2 separate regions of the Homo sapiens genome follow, and region 1 is linked to region 2. Evidence: chromatin loops called from intact Hi-C (ENCODE). Cell type or tissue: Panc1. All regions are shown on one strand. Each heading gives the region's core, and the rest is flanking DNA. Links, peaks and the distances in the headings are about the cores only.

The links. Peaks named below come from ENCODE experiments on the same cell type or tissue, not always from the same donor. Only the 100,000 strongest peaks of a DNase experiment are listed, where the experiment ranks them.
Region 1: a loop joins it to region 2, with 2.4 times the contacts of the local background. A loop is called at or near these places in 9 of 110 quality-filtered maps.

Annotation. Positions count from the first base shown.
Region 1 is chrX:153,801,203-153,810,449 of GRCh38, reverse strand. PDZD4 (PDZ domain containing 4) reads left to right here. Exons shown (of 8, transcript NM_001303512.2): 2 at 1,855-2,108; 3 at 3,081-3,171; 4 at 3,610-3,708; 5 at 4,317-4,379; 6 at 4,844-4,945; 7 at 5,243-5,353; 8 at 5,550-8,284. The coding sequence ends at 7,097. Among named protein-coding and RNA genes, the nearest start is that of SSR4, 11 kb to the right of the region's middle. In Panc1, for the core only: no CTCF peak of the experiment used is centred there; no DNase peak of the experiment used is centred there.
Region 2 is chrX:153,880,283-153,889,585 of GRCh38, reverse strand. It overlaps L1CAM (L1 cell adhesion molecule), which reads left to right and starts at 3,413. Exons shown (of 29, transcript NM_001278116.2): 1 at 3,413-3,521. It overlaps L1CAM-AS1 (L1CAM antisense RNA 1), which reads right to left and starts at 8,914. Exons shown (of 7, transcript NR_130768.1): 1 at 8,868-8,914; 2 at 5,690-5,875; 3 at 5,313-5,638; 4 at 4,150-4,223; 5 at 3,609-3,778; 6 at 2,529-2,623; 7 at 596-1,089. RefSeq lists an enhancer at 7,021-8,018. In Panc1, for the core only: no CTCF peak of the experiment used is centred there; a DNase peak (open chromatin) is centred at 4,890; H3K4me3 peaks cover 3,751 bases; H3K27ac peaks cover 7,175 bases.

The sequences.
Region 1 (9,247 bases), core at 1,248-9,247, 80 kb after region 2:
GACTGGGGGCTTTGCTTCCAACTGCAAACCAGCCTCCCTGGGTCTTTTCTTGGCCCTGTTCCCTTTGCCTGATGGAGGCCAGGTGTCCCCTGCTCCAGAAGCCTTCCCCGCCTCCCACCGAGGCGTGCATGGCCAGCCGTGTGCTCCCTTAGCTGTGGGTAAGGTCTGTCCCCACGCTCACCTGCGGGGCATAGCCATTTGGGCATAATGCTAGTGTGTAGCCTCCCCAGGCCCAGAACAGCCCTTCCATAAGCCGCTGAGCCCATGAGGAGACCCTGCACGCCTGCCTCGAGCTGCCTCCTCCTAGAAGTGCTTCCTGCTGACCCTTGCTGGCCCCATGGCACGTGCCCTGAATTCTGGTGGAGTCTGTTCAGTCCTTCTTGGTCCTTAGTCATTCGTCCCTTCTCTACTTGCCTCCCTTCCCCAAGGAGGACTTGAAGGTCGCAGCATACTGTCCCAGGGTGCTGCGGAAGCAGCCTTCGACCTTGTGGGCACTGCTTGCCCCACCACCTGCGCTGTGCGTAATGGGCTTCCTTCTGCTACCCTTCATTGTCCTTCCTTCACCCCTACAGCATCCCGCAGAGCTGCTTAGGTCCTACTTCCGCCTTGGGCCCTGGCCCGCGATGGCCTCCTCCTCCCTGACCCCTCCTTCTGGCCACCGGGCAGCCTGTCCTGGCTCATGACCTTGACTCAGTGCCACAACCTTGCTGAGCTTGCTGACATGGTTTCCTCATCTGCAATAATGGCATCTCCCTCAAGGTTGTTGGGGGTTAGGATTTTGTGGAGACCCACATCAGGGGTCTTTCCCAGAATGTAGCACATGGCACGTGCCCAAAAAACAGTAGTGGCATTTTTTTTTCTTTGAGACGGAGTCTCGCTCTGTCGCCCAAGCTGGAGTACAGTGGTGCGATCTCGGCTCACTGCAAGCTCCGCCTCCTGGGTTCATGCCATTTTCCTGCCTCAGCCTCCCGAGGAGCTGGGACTACAGGCGCCCACCACCACGCCCGGCTAATTTTTTGTATTTTTAGTAGAGATGGGGTTTCACTGTGTTTAGCCAGGATGGTCTCGATCTCCTGACCTCGTGATCTGCCCGCCTAGGCCTCCCAAAGTGCTGGGATTACAGGCGTGAGCCACCGCACCCGGCCTAGTGGTGGCTTTATAAGGACCACTTTCTTGGCACCTCTTTTAGGCTACTTTGCAGTTCCAGGGGGCTTCTTGTACATCAAGGCCTTTTCTCTTGGGCAAGTCAGTTGTCACTGTGAGGACACAACACTGTATCTTTAGGCATCTTCCTACTTGTCCCCCAACCTGACCCTGGCCCTCCCTAGTGAGTAGACATTTGTTGAGAGACTCGGCTCATCTGAAGAGTCAAGGTCATCCTCTTGCTTGATGCTGAATGAGCACAACACAGATGCTCACTGAGTGTTGGCTGTTATGGTCCAGTCATTGCCAAGGAACTCAATGGGATCTTCATGCTAGCTCTGGCCTCAGTGCCGCCCTAGAAAGAAGTGGGTCCGGATGGGGAGAGGCCAGGAGAGCTCAAGCAGTGTCTGGAGGACGTTGTAGGGCGGTATCACAGCCTCCAGACCCAGTGCACAGAGGCTGGGTCCCCCAGTCCTTGGTGTGACTTGGTGATCCCCAGCTGGCCTTCAGTGGGATGAAGGCTGAGCAGTGGGGCTTGCCTGGGAACAGGGGCACCAAAGGTAGCCAGGGCTGCAGACAGCAGATTCCTTGCTTGAGTGGCTTGGGGTGCTGGTTGTCAGCCCAGGTCCTGCCAGCTAGGGCCTCTGCCTTGACCTCAGAGGGGAGGAGCAAGCCTTTGAGGGTTCTTACGGAGGCGTGTCTCTGCCGCAGGTGAACGGGAAGGAGCTCTCCAAGCTGTCTCAGGAGCAAACTCTGCAGGCCCTGCGCTCCTCCAAGGAGCCCCTGGTGATCCAGGTGCTGAGACGCAGCCCCCGCCTCCGGGGGGACAGCTCCTGTCACGACCTGCAGCTGGTGGACAGTGGCACTCAGACCGACATCACCTTCGAGCATATCATGGCGCTGGGCAAGCTGCGTCCGCCCACCCCGCCCATGGTCATCCTGGAGCCGTACGTCCTCTCTGAGCTGTGAGTCGCCCTCAGGAGGGCCCCGGGCCCTGCCTCCAGAGAGGACAGGCCACCTGGAGCGGCCATCCGCACGCCACCCTCTCGGGCAGGAAGCAGGCCCCTCGGCCTCCAGAACTGACCGTGGTACCCAAGGGCTCCAAAACCTCCAGGCCTCTAGCCTTGGGCCGGGCTCCAGCAGGCGCCCCGTTGTATCTACCCCCAGGGCCGAGGGAGGACCCTCCTGTCCGGGACGTCGCTGCCGGAAGTGCCAGGGTTGAGGGCCTCAGCTCCTCCTCCTCCATCCTCTCTCCTCTGCCGCCTCACAAGCATCACTCCTTGAATCTTCTTGCATCCCTTGTCTGTCTCATTCCTCTACCTGCTCTGAATTTCCTCCATCTCTTCAGCTTCTTTCTTTGGCCCGACCGGAAGAAGGGCCTTTCATCCAGGCCTGGTGGCTCATGACCGCGTGAGCGCTGCCTCATTCTGCTAATCTTAGCCCGGGCTGCGGGGAGGTAGGCCACAGGGCCATGAGCAGCCAACCTTAGTTTTGGGGCCAGGAGGGCAGCCCCTGGAGGTAGGGTGGGCCCCCCTCTGCTCTGCAGAAGTCCTCCAGGGCCTGGATAACTCCTGGGGGCGTTGCATGAGTGGGGCCAGTGCTGGGCGGGCGGGTGGGCACCCGGAGATTGGAGAAGTTGGTCCCTGCCAGCTGGCGTGGTTGGAGGAGTTCTGGTCTGGGGGACGGGAACGCTAGAGGCATGCGCAGGTCCTCTGCGTGGACGCTGCACACTCAGGTGCGAGAAGTGCCCCCGGTCTTTGCATGGCTGCATGTTGCCCAGGAAGGGGCTCTGCAGGAGGCAACTGGGCCACCCACCCTTGAGAGCACAAGCAGAGCAGGCCTCCGTGCCAGGCACGCTGGGATCGGCCTGCCTGGGAGCTGGGGCTGAGGTGTGAGAGGATGGCCAGCTGGTCTGACCCCCACCTTCTCCTGGGCAGCCCCCCAATCAGCCATGAGTATTATGACCCGGCGGAGTTTATGGAGGGCGGCCCGCAGGAGGCAGACCGCTTGGATGAGCTGGAGTATGAGGTGAGCCGGGTGGCCAGGCCAGGGCCCGCAGCCAGCTGCGGGAGCCGCCCCGACGCCTGTGTGCCTTCCTGCCCAGGCCCAACCCCGTGGCCCTCCTGGCACGCATCTGGCTGAGTCAGGGAGGGTGCGGGTGAGGTTACGTGTTCCGTCCATGTCGGTGAGTCCACGTCCCATGCACGTCTGTCTTCTGTGTCCTGTGCCTGTGTGTGCCTCGTGCATTTCCTGGGAGGGAGACCACTGAGTACGTGCGCCACGTGGGATGGTAAGAGAGACCCTCAAAGCGGGGCCTGGAAACTGAGCTCAGGGGGCTCCAGAGGAAGCTGAGGGGCTGCGGGCTGAGGGGTTGCGGGCTGAGGGGCTGGGCTGTGCTGCCTGCTCCCTCACTCACGCATTTCTGGGGCTTTCTACCTCTGCTTCCTCCCGGACCCCTCGTGGCAGGAGGTGGAGCTGTATAAAAGCAGCCACCGGGACAAGCTGGGCCTGATGGTTTGCTACCGCACGGACGACGAGGAGGACCTGGGCATTTATGTCGGAGAGGTATGCAGACGGGTATGCCCCAGCCCCGAGGCCCATCCACATGGCCTGCCTGTGGCTCAGAGGCTGCCCTTAAGGTCCCAGCTACCAGAAACAGGGCATCACAGCTAGGGTGCTGCGTGGTGAGGCGATGATGGTCGACGGCTTCAGCCACTGTCCAGTGAGGTAGTCATCTGCAGAAAGAGGCCTGTGCCTGGGTGGGACAGCAGATGGGCCTGAGAACTAGCAACAGGGTTGCTGTCTAGCCTTCTCCCGAACCCATCTTGGGCAGATGTCTTGTGTATCCCCAGGAGGGGGATGGCCCCTCGCTCCCCTCCCTACTAGTAGCATCCCACTAAAGCCACCCTTCCAGATGGACAATGTCCTACTTCCCACCAATGCCCGGGGCTGACCAAAAGCACAGGCTTCCGTGCAGAAGAGCCTAGGAGTGCAGGGCAGGGGCGGGGAGAGGTGACTACTCCACAGCCTCTGCCTCTGCTTCCTGGGGCTCAGAGCTGGAAGGGGAGCCAGAGAGCCTTCAGCTTGCTTTGGGGGCCCCTGAGGTGAGCCTGCCCCCTTCTACCGAAAGGGCATGTTAGGCACCAAGTCCCCAAGATGCGTGTGTCCTGCAGGTAAATCCCAACAGCATTGCAGCCAAAGACGGCCGGATCCGTGAGGGAGACCGCATCATCCAGGTGAGCACTTGCAGGCTGCAGGCCTGGCCCAAGGCCCCGCTGTGCCCGTCGGCCCAGCCACCTCTCTTTAGCCAGTCCCTAGCTCTCTCCCACTAAGAGCTAACCCTGAGGCCCAGCAGCCTGCCGTGTCCTAAACCCGGGCTGAGTCTCATCTCTCTCCTGCCCACTCACCCCAGTGGCTCCCGTGTGCCTATGGGATCTGCTGGCATCCAGGGCCCCTGCTGCTCTGAAACCTCCTGGCCCCTCTCCCTCTGCCCCACTCCATGCTCTCCTGAGCACACATTTGCTCTTGCAAGAGTCAGGCCGCCCTCTCCCTGGTACCTTCCACTTAGTTACATCCTCCCAGAGCTCAAGCCCCAGCCTAGCCCAGCCGAGCCCAGAGTGCTTGGGCTCCCTGCACCCGCCCAGGGTCCGCCCCAGGGCCAGCCCTAGCATGCTTGTTGATTGTATCCTGCCTGCCTCAGATTAACGGTGTAGACGTCCAGAACCGGGAAGAGGCGGTGGCCATCCTGAGCCAGGAAGAGAACACCAACATCTCCCTGCTGGTGGCCCGACCTGAGAGTCAGGTGTGTATGCCTGGCAGGGCGACCCGGGGCCACGACATCAGGCTTTCTGTCTTGGAAGCTGCTGGCCGTGACTAGGGCACAGATGTGCCAACGACCTGGAGTTGATGGAGGGCGGGTGGGCAGGGGTCTCTCAGGGCCCGTTTCCCCTCCTGGCCTCTGAAGGCTGAGGGGGCTGGGACGCTGCCCCCAGGTTGCTGAGCTTCACCGAAACAAGCCAAGTGCGGGGTCCAGAGCAGACAAGAAGGGTATATGGGGAGGTCCTTGAAGCTGTGGGGACACCAGGGCCTGTCTCCACAGCTGGCGAAAAGGTGGAAGGACAGCGACCGGGATGACTTCCTGGATGACTTTGGCTCTGAGAATGAGGGGGAGCTGCGTGCTCGTAAACTGAAATCACCCCCTGCCCAGCAGGTGAGGAAGGAAAAGGGCGCTGGTGGGGAGGGCGAGGAGGAGAGAACTGGGTGGAAGGCGCTGAGGCTGTGCAGGGTCTCCCAATGCTTGGCAGGGAAATGAACCAGGCCTGAAGCCCCTTCCGATCCTCCTGTGACATCCCGTGACATCCCTGTCCGTGGGACCTAACTGAGCGGTACTTACCTTTCTGCTCTAGCCCGGAAACGAAGAGGAGAAGGGGGCTCCCGATGCCGGCCCAGGCCTGAGCAACAGCCAGGAGCTGGACAGCGGGGTGGGCCGGACTGACGAGAGCACCCGGAACGAAGAGAGCTCTGAGCACGACCTGCTGGGGGACGAACCCCCGAGCTCCACCAACACCCCGGGAAGCCTGCGCAAGTTTGGCCTGCAAGGGGACGCCCTGCAGAGCCGGGACTTCCATTTCAGCATGGACTCTCTGCTGGCCGAGGGGGCGGGGCTGGGAGGGGGCGACGTCCCGGGCCTCACGGATGAGGAGTATGAGCGCTACCGTGAGCTCCTGGAGATCAAGTGCCACCTGGAGAACGGCAACCAGCTGGGCCTCCTCTTTCCCCGGGCCTCCGGAGGCAACAGCGCCCTGGACGTCAACCGCAACGAGAGCCTGGGCCACGAGATGGCCATGCTGGAGGAGGAGCTAAGGCACCTGGAATTCAAGTGCCGCAACATACTGCGGGCGCAGAAGATGCAGCAGCTGCGTGAGCGCTGCATGAAGGCCTGGCTGCTGGAGGAGGAGAGCCTCTACGACCTGGCGGCCAGCGAGCCCAAGAAGCACGAGCTGTCCGACATCTCCGAGCTGCCCGAGAAGTCGGACAAGGACAGCACCAGCGCCTACAACACTGGGGAGAGCTGCCGCAGCACCCCGCTGCTTGTGGAGCCCCTGCCCGAGAGCCCCCTGCGGCGGGCCATGGCCGGCAACTCCAACTTGAACCGGACCCCTCCCGGCCCCGCTGTTGCCACCCCCGCCAAGGCAGCTCCTCCACCGGGGAGCCCCGCCAAGTTCCGGTCCCTCTCCCGGGATCCTGAGGCCGGCCGGAGGCAGCACGCGGAGGAGCGCGGCCGCCGCAACCCCAAGACGGGGTTGACCCTGGAGCGTGTGGGCCCTGAAAGCAGCCCTTACCTCTCGCGGCGCCACCGCGGCCAGGGCCAGGAGGGCGAGCACTACCACAGCTGCGTGCAGCTGGCCCCGACGCGAGGCCTGGAGGAGCTGGGCCACGGCCCCCTGAGCTTGGCCGGTGGCCCTCGGGTGGGCGGGGTGGCGGCCGCGGCCACTGAAGCACCGCGCATGGAGTGGAAAGTGAAGGTGCGCAGCGACGGAACCCGCTACGTGGCCAAGCGGCCCGTGCGAGATCGGCTGCTGAAAGCCCGTGCCCTGAAGATCCGGGAGGAGCGCAGCGGTATGACGACCGACGACGACGCGGTGAGCGAGATGAAGATGGGCCGCTACTGGAGCAAGGAGGAGCGGAAGCAGCACCTGATCCGGGCCCGTGAGCAGCGGAAGCGGCGCGAGTTCATGATGCAGAGCCGGCTGGAGTGCCTGCGGGAGCAGCAGAATGGCGACAGCAAGCCCGAGCTCAACATCATTGCCCTGAGCCACCGCAAAACCATGAAGAAGCGGAACAAGAAGATCCTGGACAACTGGATCACCATCCAGGAGATGCTGGCCCACGGCGCGCGCTCCGCCGATGGCAAGCGGGTCTACAACCCTCTTCTCTCAGTCACCACCGTGTGAGCTGCCCGGGCGGGTACACGGCCCAGGCCCAGGGAACCCCCTGGGGCCCCGGCCCTCACTCTCCTATAGAGATTGTGTGTGTGTGTGTGTGCGCGCGCGCGTGCTCGCTGTGCGCACGCACACATCTCCTCGTCTGGGTGTGCGCACAGGGCTTTGTTAGCAGAGAGAAGCCCCTGAGGAGAAGGGACGCTTTTCTTCCTTCTGCCCAAGTAAAGTGACCATGCCAGTGGCCAGCACTGGGGGCACACCTGTGATGGGCACCCCTTCAGCTGTGCGTGTGCATTCCCCATCCCCCATGCTCTTGCGTGTGCTTGCACGTGCACGCACACACACACCCAGTGCTCTCTCCACCCGACCCGTGTACTTGCAGACAGGGAAGCTGAGCTGAAAGGAGCACAAGAGAGTGTCCGGCTTCGCTGCTGAGCGCGGCCTCTCCCCGCCGCTGCGCACTGCAGTTATTTGTAGACAAAGGCACCCCTGATTTTTGTGGTTTTTCTCCCTTTCTGTGCTTGCCAATAGTTGTTTTGTTTTGTGGACCTGCCCTGGGGGCTGGCAGCTCCTTCAGGCAGCCTGGCAGAAGTGGAACTCCCCTCTCCACTGATGGCTGGGAAGGGAGTTGGGGAGGAAGAGTGGGAGGGAGGGCTGGGGATGGATGGGAGGGAAGGGGAGGGAAAGGTGGGAGGAATGGGAAGCAGCTGTTCTGGTGGCTTCCACTCTGAGGTGTGGGAACGGGGAGCCTCTGGGGGGCACCTGTTTCCCCAGTGACTCAGAGAGAGCAAGACTGCAGGAACGGAGGGGTCCTGCAGGGTGTCCACCAAGAAGTCACAGAGCCCGTTCTGCGCCCCACACCATCTGGAGCAGGGGCTTCTCTTCTGAGTGAACTGAGGAAGGTGCTTAGATGGTGAGGGCTCTAGAAACCAAGCCCCATGAGCAGCAGTGGAAGACCTCGGGCCATGCGGCCTGGGGAGGACTTGGTGGCGATCCGCAACCTGGACCCCAGTGAGAGGCGGTGGGCTGACTGGGAAGGAGAGGCCCCCAACCTCCTCAGGATTTGCACGTGTGAACTAGGCTGCCTGTGGGGTGCCCCTTAGGCTTGGAGAGCCCCAGATTGGAGGCAGACAGACTGCACCACCCCTTCCCCCCCTGCATCTCAAGAATAAAGCAAGCTGCCTTTGTACTTGGTTGAATCGTGGCCTCCCTGTGTTCATTCTTATTGGGCTGGGGAAAGAGTTGTCAGTTTGGGGTGGGAGAAGGAAGAGGGGGGCAGGGTTAGGGTCAACTGAAAGCCACGCTGCAGCCCTCGGTTTGTCTTGGATGTCAGGAGCAGTGACTGTGACCTCCCATGGACAATTGTGTGGCACTCCAGGAGATATACCAGAGTCGCCTGAGTCATTTCAGAGGTGTCACAGTCACAGGGTGGTGACCAGATGCAGAAGGCTGGCAGAAGCCTGACTTCAGACTAGCCTCCAGGCAAGGGCCACGGTCATCTCCATGGGCCAAACCGTAGGTGGGGCCCGCTGCTGGCACATGCCACAGAGAAGTGGGTTCCAGCCCCATCCCTCCCAGCAGGGCCTGATGCCGTCCACTCTGGAAGGCGGAAGCTGCCCTCCCCATTTGGTGATCCCACAGTGCCTAGCAAGGTGCTCAGTTTGCAGAAGGCACCTAGTGGATGTCTTGGCCAGATAGATGAATAACCGCGTCGTTGCCAGGGCCCTTCCATCCTGGGAGCTCTCAGCAAACCTTCGGGCTCTATCAAGTCCTAGGAGCCATGCTCAATGCTGGGCAGGGTCAGGGCCTCAAAGACAACTCCGCAGAAAACATGGGCACAGCCTCTCATGGGAGTGGCACTCCCTGGAGTGGGCAGTGCTGCCATGAAGGAGCGGAAGTGGTCAAGGAGGCATTCAAATTCTCCAGAAAGAAGACAATATAGGCCAGGTGCGGTGGCTCACGCCTGTAATCCCAGCACTTTGGGAGGCCGAGGTGGGTGCATCACATGAGGTCAGGAGTTCGAGAGCAGCCTGGCCAACATGGAGAAACCCCGTCTCTACTAAAAATACAAAAATTAGCCGGGCGTGGTGGCAGGTGCCTGTGATCCCAGCTACTCAGGAGGCTGAGGCAGGAGAATCACTTGAACCCGGGAGGTGGAGGTT
Region 2 (9,303 bases), core at 784-8,783:
CAGAGATAGCAGCAGTCATCACCGTGTGACCAGCTGACCTGCACAGTTCAAAGACAAAGGCAGGTTCAACATCAATCTACCACTTGACTGAACAATCCACTCCTAAGCGGTTACCTTAGAGAAATGAAGACACACATTTACACAAGCTTGCATATAAATGTTTAGAGCTGCTCCATCATAATCACACAAAGCTGGAAACTACCCAAGTGTCCTTCAGTGAGTGAATGGCTGAACAAACCCTGATCCAACCAAACAATGGAATACTACTCGGCAATCAAAAGGAAATATACTGCTCTCTCTCGCCCGCATGCTCTCTCTCTCTCTCTCTCACACACACACACAAACACACACACCAACATGGATGAAGCTCAAAAAGTATGCTGCGTGAGTGTGAAAGAAGCCAGACAAAAGAATATATACGGTATGATTCCATTTATAATAAAATTTAGAAAAGACAGAAATCAGATCAGTGGTGGCCAAGGGCAGGGGGTGGTGGGAGTGGTTGGCTGCACACAACATTCACCAAAACTCCTTGAACTGTAAACCTCAAAAGGATGAATTTTACTGTATGTAAATTATACTCCAATAAAGTTGATTTTTTTTTTTTTTTTTTTGAGACAGGGTCTCACTCTGTCACCCAGGCTGGAGTGTAGTGGTGTGATCATGGCTCACTGTAGCCTCAACCTCTTGGGCTCCAGCGATCCTCCCACCTCAGCCTCCTGAGTAGTTGGGACTACAGACATGCACCACCATGCCTAATTTTAAAATTTTTTTTGTAGAGACGTGGTCTCGCTGTGTTGCCCAGGCAGGTCTCAAAGCTGATTTTTAAAAAGACAAGAATTGTTAGACAGAATCAAACCAAACCAAAACCCAACTATGTGCTGTTTCCAAGCGCTACACCTGAGATATGAAGACACAGAAAGATTGAAAGGAGAACAGAGAAAGACACGTCTGGCTGAGCCCACCCCGCCTGCCTGCTGGCACTTCCTTACTGCCCCACTGTCGTCTGTGGCTTCTGCGTCTTCTGCATGCTCATCACAGGGTCAGAGTCTGGGGCTTCCCTTGTCCAGTCCACTGTGTCTATGAGGGCTGGGTCACAGGGAGCAGGGCTGTGAGAAGCACTTGACGTTGAAGGGAAAGAGACAGTCATCTGTCTACTTGGTGTCCCCCTAACCTCCAACAGCAAGCACATGGCAGTGGGGGGGTGGCTTGCCTCTTGTTCAGGGCCAGTCCCTCCTGCTTCTCCTGGGACTTGCTCTGCCCTTGGTCTTCTGTCACTCTTGCTCTTGCTCCCATTGGCTCCTCCACTTCATTACATGGAAGTGAGAATGGGCATCGTGGTCAAGCAGAAGGGAATTCAAGTCCGAGTTCTGCCATTTACCTTCTGGGCTATCTTGGGTGGGTCATTTGACCCCTCTGAACCTTGGTTTCCTCATCTGTGAAATGGGGGCACTGATAGTGCCAATTTCTTCCTGGTTGCATGACTGCCCCTCTCTGGACCTTGGGTACCTCACTGGGAGAGTGAGGATAATAACAGCACCATCATCTGGGGTGTGTGTGTGGATGCAATGAGCCAGTGGAGAGAAAGAGACCTTCCTAACTGTGCTTGCTGGACCCAGCCTTGAGCTCTGTGGGCTTTGGTTTTCTCATCTGTAACGTGGGGCGAATGCTTCAACAGACCTCCCCAGGTTGGTGTGCAATTTAAATGTGCAGGAAATGTAACGATGGCAGGTCCATGGCTGTGCTCAGGAAATGTGATGTCGTGTAATCCTAGTAATGAATTTTTTGTTACCATAAATGGACCCATCACTACACATTAGCAGGTGCGTATAAACGGGCTCTATTCCCTGCTTACTTCACCATCCTGATGGGCATCAAACCCTAGATTAGGTAAAGGATTTGCAGAAGTTGGGGCTTGGAGGAAAGGCTGGGAACGTAGGGAGTGAGTGGAGGCAGCAACTGGAAAGGAGAGAGGCCTATCAGAGTTCAGATCAGCAAAGGCAGGAAGCTGACCACAGCTCAGTGCCTCATGGAAAGTACGCCCTCTTGGCCCAGCTCATGAGCCTGCTGGCCTCGTGACCCAGGCGGGCTCAGTTTCCTCTGCTGTCACCTGAAGATGCCCTGCAAGTGCCCCCACTCTGGAAGCAGTCTCCCTAGCCGTCCGTCTTCACTCAGGTGCCTAGTCTTGTCCATTCTCCTCCTAAAGGCTGGGCAAACATGGCATCCAGACCCTCTCTGAGCACAGATGGGTCCACCCCAAGCTTCCCATTCCAGGGGAACTGAAGCTGGCACTATGGGGGTGGGGCATCCAAGCCAGGATGCCAGGGCTGCTCCCATGTGGGCCCTCCAGGGCCCCACACCACTTGGGGAGTCTTGTGAGACTGAGTCGAGGGCCCCTGGAATGCTTCACTGGGCAACAGGCATGCCCATAAAAATACCGTGGCCGCCAGATCTGCAATCTGCCATCGGGGCCCTAGGCCTTCCTAGCCCTGAGGCTGCAGCCAGCTCGCCGGCTCCGGAATTCTTACCCCCTCCATTTTGCTTCCTCGCCTGTGAGGTCATGGCCTTGAGCCTAGGAGGGGGCACTGGGGAGGAGCTCCTTCCTTCTCGATCCTGTGCAGGGCTGCGGGGGAGAGTGGGAGAGAGTGGAGTCGGCGGGAAAGGTCGAATGGGGCCAATCCCGAGGACAAAGAAATAAGACACCAGAGAGCTGGAGGAAAATCTGGGAGTTGGGGGTGGCAGTTCGAGGGATACCCTCTCCCAGACCCTGTCTCCCCTGGGCTCGCCTCCTACCCTGCCGCCCACCTGGGCTCTGGGGTGCGCAGGAGCCGGTGCTCCGCGGCGCCTCCCCAACACGCTGAGGACGAAGCCCCCGCACCCCTCCCAACAGGACCCTGACTGGGCCCTCAGGATCGGGGGGCATTCGGGAGAGGTCCCGGGAGTCCTGCCCTGTGTGTGTGTGTTGGGGGGGCGTTGCGTGCAGGTGCCCATCGCTGGCCGGCGCCGTCGAGGGCCAGGCCGAGGCTAAGGGAGCATCCCCTTCCTTGCCGGACTCCTCTCTCCACCGCCCGGCCCCAGGCCTCTGGGAGCACTCTCGCCCCGCGATTCCCGCTCCGAGCTTTCACAGCGGGCTCCCTTGCGCTGGGGCTGAGGACACTCTCCGGCCGGAGACTCCCGGTCTGCGGGGAAGGGGGTCTGGCGGGACCCGTCGGCTGGGGTCCCGCTGAGCTCCCGGAGTGGGCTGCCCGGGGGCCCCCAGCCCAAGCCGCGCTCGGCTGGCACCAGGGGCTAGGGTGCGGCGGGGCGGGGCGGGGCGGGGCGGGCGGCCGGGGAGGTGATCTCACTCCTCCCTCCCTCTCCTCCCCGGCGCTCCCCTCCCCCGCCCCTGCGCGCACGCCCGCCCCGCCCCGCCACAGCCGCTGCTGCCGCAGCATCGGCATCGCAGACGCGCTCGGGCGGCGGGTCCGAGGCCGGCGTGCGCGGAGGCTGGGCGGGCAGCCCGAGCGGTGGCCGCAGCGCAGGTAAGGCGGGCTGGCCTCCCCGTGCGACCCGGGCCGCGGCCGCGATCCCCCGGCGACACCACACCGCTCTGCCCGGGGTGCACGGACCAGGGAGTCCCGGCCCGGTCCGGCCCGCGGTAACCGGCGTTGCTGCCGGAGCCCCACCCATGCCGGGCGTCGGGCTCCGGGCACCGCGGGCTGTAAGCGGGGCGGGGGAGGGATGCCGGGTGCCCGAGCCCGACAGGTGAGGGGTAACCTGCGGGGCCCCAGATGCTGGCCTGGGCGGGAGAACAGGGCGGGGGGCGTCAGGCAGGGTCTGTGTGGGCAGGCGGGGGCTGAAGTTGGCGGGTCCCCGTGCGTGTGTGCGTGTCTGAGAAAGGAAGCCAGATCGGGTCGAGCGCTCCCCCACAGGCCGCCGTGGGGTGTGGCCCTGGGCGTGGCTGCCCCTCATCCCCAGCCGAGAGCTCAGTTTGGTTGAAAATCCCGGCTGACAGCGTGGTGAGGGGTAGATCGGGATAAGCCGCCCCTGCAATGGGGGGAGGGGAGTGAACGGGACTGGGCGCTGCCTGCCCCTCCGCCCCAAGGTTGGGGGGGCTTTGTTCTCCTCCTTCTTCTTTCCAAATCCCAGCCTGGGCTCCTCCGGGCTCACCCGAAAACCTGCCGCAGAGCCAGGGGCTCCTCCCCGGAGGCGTAGGGCGCCTCTGGAGCCCGTTTCCACAGGCTCTGTGGCCAGTCAGGGCTGGAGTGGGTGAGGTCGGTTCGGGCACCCACTGCTGTGCCTCCCGTGCATGGGTGTCCATCAGGTAGGGTCCATCAGGTAGGGGTGAGGGAAGGTGGGCCTCACTGGCTCAGGCGGTCCCTGCGCACTGCAGGTCTTTTGCCCACTGCCACATCTTCCTATCTCTGTGCGGTTATGGGAGGGGTCAGCGATTCCTATTCCCTCCATTCCAGGTCAGACTTTTGGGGCCTCTTGGTTGGCAGGGATTGCAAAGAACACGCACTACAATCCATTGCCCCCGACAGGGTATCTGGACCCCCCACCTATCACTGTCCCTCTCAGGAAGGCAGGCCTAGAGCCATCTGCCCCCTTCTCCAGAAGGAGTGGGGGCCTGGCACCCCCCAGGTAGATACCCTGCCCCTGTTAACCCCACCCTGAGGGCAGGGGCATCGGGGCAGCCCAGTGCCATCTCTGCTGACTCATGTGGCCCTGACGTAAATCAGTGCAGTCCGCCCTTCTTCCCCTGGGGGCTGCTGCCCAGCATCATCTTTCTGGGGCGGGGGCCTCCCCAGGGCCTCTCCCCTCCCGTCAGCTCCTTGCTGCAGGTGGTGGGACTTGGCCCAGCCTGGCCTCTCCCCTGGCACAGCTCCCATGCAGTGCCCACATGTGCACACCTGAGGGCTCCAGAGCCTTTGAGGACTCGGCTGTCTTGGCCACATGGGAAGTTTGGGGCAGGGTTGGGCCTGGGACCTTCCCACCTCCTTGGCTCCTGGTCATTTCTCTCTGCTGCATCTGAGTCTCTCTCCATATTTATTGATGTTTGTGTGTGTATGATCCCGAAAGTAATACATCTTATTGTAGGACACTTGAAATATACAGAAAAGAACAAAAGAAATTAAGAATCGCTAGTGATCTGATCACCAAGAGGGAAACACGTTCAGCACGCCCCAGCCTCCCTGGTTTGCTACACCGCGCTCCTAAAAGGCTCCTCCCCAAGTTCCCAGCTGCCAGCTCCCTGCTGAGCATCAGGAGGACAATCAGCGCTTCAAGGTGGCGGGGTCCCCTGCCCTGCAGCCAGTGAAGAGCTTCCCTACCCAGGCGCTCAGGATCCCAGCGATGGGCAGTCGTGTACTGGGCAGCTGCTCATGGCCAGTGCTCCTTTGGGCCGGGCTCTGGGCTGCCCATGGAAGAGCCAGTGACAAACTGGACCAGCATTGTCCCTGTCTTCGTGGGGTGTCACTTGTTTTCTTTTTTCTTGATGATTATCTGAAGGGAAAAGGGAGGCAAAGAGTGAGGAAGGGCCTGGCCTGAGGGCTCCTACAGTGAGCAGGGTGCCCAGATTGTGCCCCCAATCGGCCTCTCCCAGGTCCGAGCCCTTTCCACCACTGGAACTACAGCTGGCGCCTTCCTTGGCATGCACCTGGCCAGGACTGGCAGGTGAGGGTCGAGGAGACAGGCCTGTGTGCCCTACCTTGATCACCAAGTTCCCTTTCAAAGCTCGAAATGGCTGCACTGAGTGCTTTTCTGGGTGTGAGGGTGATGCGGCCTCGCAGAGTGGCCCAGGCTCCAGGAGGGCACGTTCATGGGAGAACCTGGGGTAGTGGTGGGGTCCTGTGAGGAGGTCTGCCAGGATGGGGATCCCAGCCAAGACCCTGGTCTGCCAGGCATGAGTGGGGGCATGAGTGGGGGCCCTGCCTCCCTCCCTCGTGGTTCAGACAGTGGGGGAGGCGGGGGGTCTGGATGCCCTTCTAGGGTCCCCAGCAGGGTGCTCATTGCCCTGTCCTCTGCCCCTGCAATGGGCTGGGGCTGGGTCCCTGGGTGGGGCCATCTGGAATGGGCCTGCAGCATCCCTGCCCCTGCAGTCGCTGTCTTACTTGCTCTGATCTGGCCCATCTCGGACACCTCCTTCTCCTGCTTCCCCCGCCCCCCTGCTCTCTCCTCTGCAGCCTCCCACGTCTCCCTGTGCCCCACCCCCAGGGCCATCACCTTCCTCCTCCTTCTAGGCAGAAGCCTGCTGCTGCCGGGGATGGGGTGCACCACTCCCCGTCTCCTCCCTCTGCCTCTGCCTGCCTGGCCCTCCCTTCCCTCTTCCCCCTTCCCGTCAGGGCTCTGCTCCATCTCTCTGCTTACCCTTTTGTCTGTCTTCCACCGCTCTGCTCCTCTCCTTGTCCCCCCCAGCTGCCCCTGCCTCACCCTTGAGGGCCCTGAGGTTGTGCCCTGTCCAGCAGCCACTCAGCACCCTTCTGCTGGACTCTACGCCTTGGGGTTGGGCCCAGACCCCCCATGGGGGCCTTGTCTGAGTGGAAGGCTGTATGGGGGGTGCCTGGTGAGCAGCAGCCAGACGAGCACTGGGGGAGGTAGCCCGCCCAGCTTGCCTCTTCCCCAGATATCAACAGGGTCTTTGTGGCTTCCTGAAGGCTGTGGCTGGAAAAAGAGGGAGGAGCTGGGGAGGGTCTGGCCGCTGTTCTTTCTAGAAGCTTTTCTTTGTCCAGTGGCCCCCAGCCCAGGTCCCCGTGTTCTTCCCAGGTTGGAAAGCTGCAGAGGGAGTGCCCAGCCACTGTCAGTCAGCAGCTCCTGCTCATCTCTGGCCCTTACACCCAGCAGGGGCAGCTGCGAGGGCCAGGGGTTGGGTGGGGCAGGAGGGTGGCAGCGTCCTGGGCTCCATGCACTTGGCCAAAGAGGACTTCTGAACCCGTCCATCCCAGTGCGGGTCTGAGAGTGGAACTTGAGGGAAAGGGACTGAGTCCCGGGAGCCCCTCTGCCCCCTGCCCTCCAGCCAGGCAGACTTCCTATCTGCATGTATGGGGTTTGTGTCTCTGCTTGTGTGTGTGTATTTGTGTGTGTGTAACCTCCAGTATTCCTGTTTGTCTGGGTGGGGTCATATATTTGGTTGCATGTGTGTGTGTGTTCGTGAACCAGCATGCACACACATATTGTCATGAGGCCACGTGGGTCTCCTCAGATGCCCCAACAGGGCCTGTGCTGGGAAGGGGTGGGGCTGAGGGTGGCTGCTGCAGTGGCTGGATGGGGACAGAGCCTCTGGCCAACCCAGGCTGTGCTTCAGTGGAGGGGGGTTCCCTGTGGCCCTGTCTCCCAGCCATCTGCGTCTGTGTTCATGACTTAGGAATGCCCAAGCCCTGGGGATCACAGAGGCCCCATTGTCCGCCCCCGGGCTTCCTGTGTCCCCCTCTGCCCTTTAACCCCTCGGGAGTGGGGCCCCTGGAGGGGGCCCGTGGGGCCTGGCAGTGTCTGAGCTGTTTCCAGGCACCCCCACCCCGCCCCCCGCAAACCAACACAGGCTAGGTATCCCAGGACTGCTGTGGGCCAGGGCCTCTCCCTGCCCCAGGCTGGGCTCCTTCCCTGCTCTCCTTTTCAGGCCACAGCCCCAGGAACTGGATGCAGTCTGTTCCTTCTGGCCTGGCCGCTGAAGCCCCCTCTAGTGCTAGGGTCATCCTAGCTCCCTGAGGAGGCCTGGGGCCTGAGAGGAGCCCTAGTTTTGCTGCCACCTCATTTCTCTCGCCTTCTAGGGGTCTCGGAGGCTGAAGCCTTGCCGCCTGCTGGGCATCAGTATCTCCTTCGACACAAGAATGGGGCCACTGCTGTCCCTAAATGCTGATTGGAGAGGGGCCTCTTTGGGAGGGGTTCTGGAGCCTCTGGTTGCAAGAAAGGTATCAGAACAAGTCCAGATTCCAGAGAGCAGAAGAGGGGACCAAGAAACCAGCCTGTCCCCAAGCCCAAAAGGGAAAGGAGTTGGCCTTCTCTTGGACTGAGTACCTGGATGGGGGACTTGGGGGTTTGTTTGGTGTCGGGCTTCAGCTCTGTGCTGAGACGTGATGTTGATCACATCCTACTTCCGCATGGCCTCCATCCCAAGATGTCACTCCCTGCCCCCGACATTTGCCTGCCATCTGCCTGGCAAGTAAGCCCTCCCCACGGGGCAGGATGGCTTGGAGGCCATCCTCGCCCAGGCCCCTGGTTCCCTGGGAAGCCCAGCAGGCACACATGTTGGGATGCCAGAGCCTCTGAGAGGCAGCTTAGGGAGCCACCACGCCCTCTAAAACCCCACCCCTGCTGAGACCCAGTGCCAGCTCTGTGATCTTGGACACAGTTTCCAGTTTTCTGAGCCTCCGTGTCCTCATCTGTAAAATGGGGATGATGATAGCACCTCCCTCCCTGAGGCAAATCTGGGGAGGAGATGAGTGGATGTGAGTGGAAGTGCTCATGAGGCTTTCTGGTACGTGGTAAGTCCACGCTGTAAGTTGATTTAATAGAACAGACCACAGAGGCATGTGATTGTGGGGATGGAGTGGGGCTCCTCCCTCCCTTCCCCAGTAGTCAAGACCGTCCTCCCTGAACCCCACAAAGGGTTAACCTCCGTCTCTTTTCCCCATCTTTTAAGGAGAATGGTCCATTACAGGTGAGTTGTAGTTGCCTTGGAGACTGAAGCCTCAGGCGAGATGAGGGGGCTGAGGGCTCACTCTCTCCTAAGGGTACCCTCTTAGGGAGGGGTGAGGTTGGGAGTGCAGGGACTAAGCAGCAGTCATAAAGGACTTCTGGGCCCCCAGGTACCTGTGGGGGCTCCCTGGAGCAGCCCCCTTTATGTGCTGTCTACATAACACATAACAAGGCTTTCCTCTGGCTTCCCCCACCTCTGGGACTTGGGCTGCATCACCATAGAAACCCGCCAGCCACGGCCTGGGGAGCGGGGCGGGGAGGGCCAGCGGGAGCCTTAAAGGGACACAGTGCACAGGGTGTAGGTGACACCCACACCATCGTATACACACCAACAGGCACAGAAGCCCCCCAGGCTCCCAGGCCTGCAAGCACATGGGCCCAGCACCACACTCTGACCCTTTCATGTGCCCTGTGCTGAGCCCCCAGCCCCACCCCCACTCTGGCCCACTGAGTCACCAGGCACCATGTCCCCAGGAGACAAGGGCAGGAGAAGCCGGATAGTCTCTGCTGTGCTGTTGAAGGGCTCTCTTGTTGCTTCTCCTTTGAGAGGAACTCCAGGCAGAACCTGAGAACTGACAGGCAGGTGTGCAGGGCACATGTGCAGGGCACCGCTGGAGGTTCCCTTCTCAA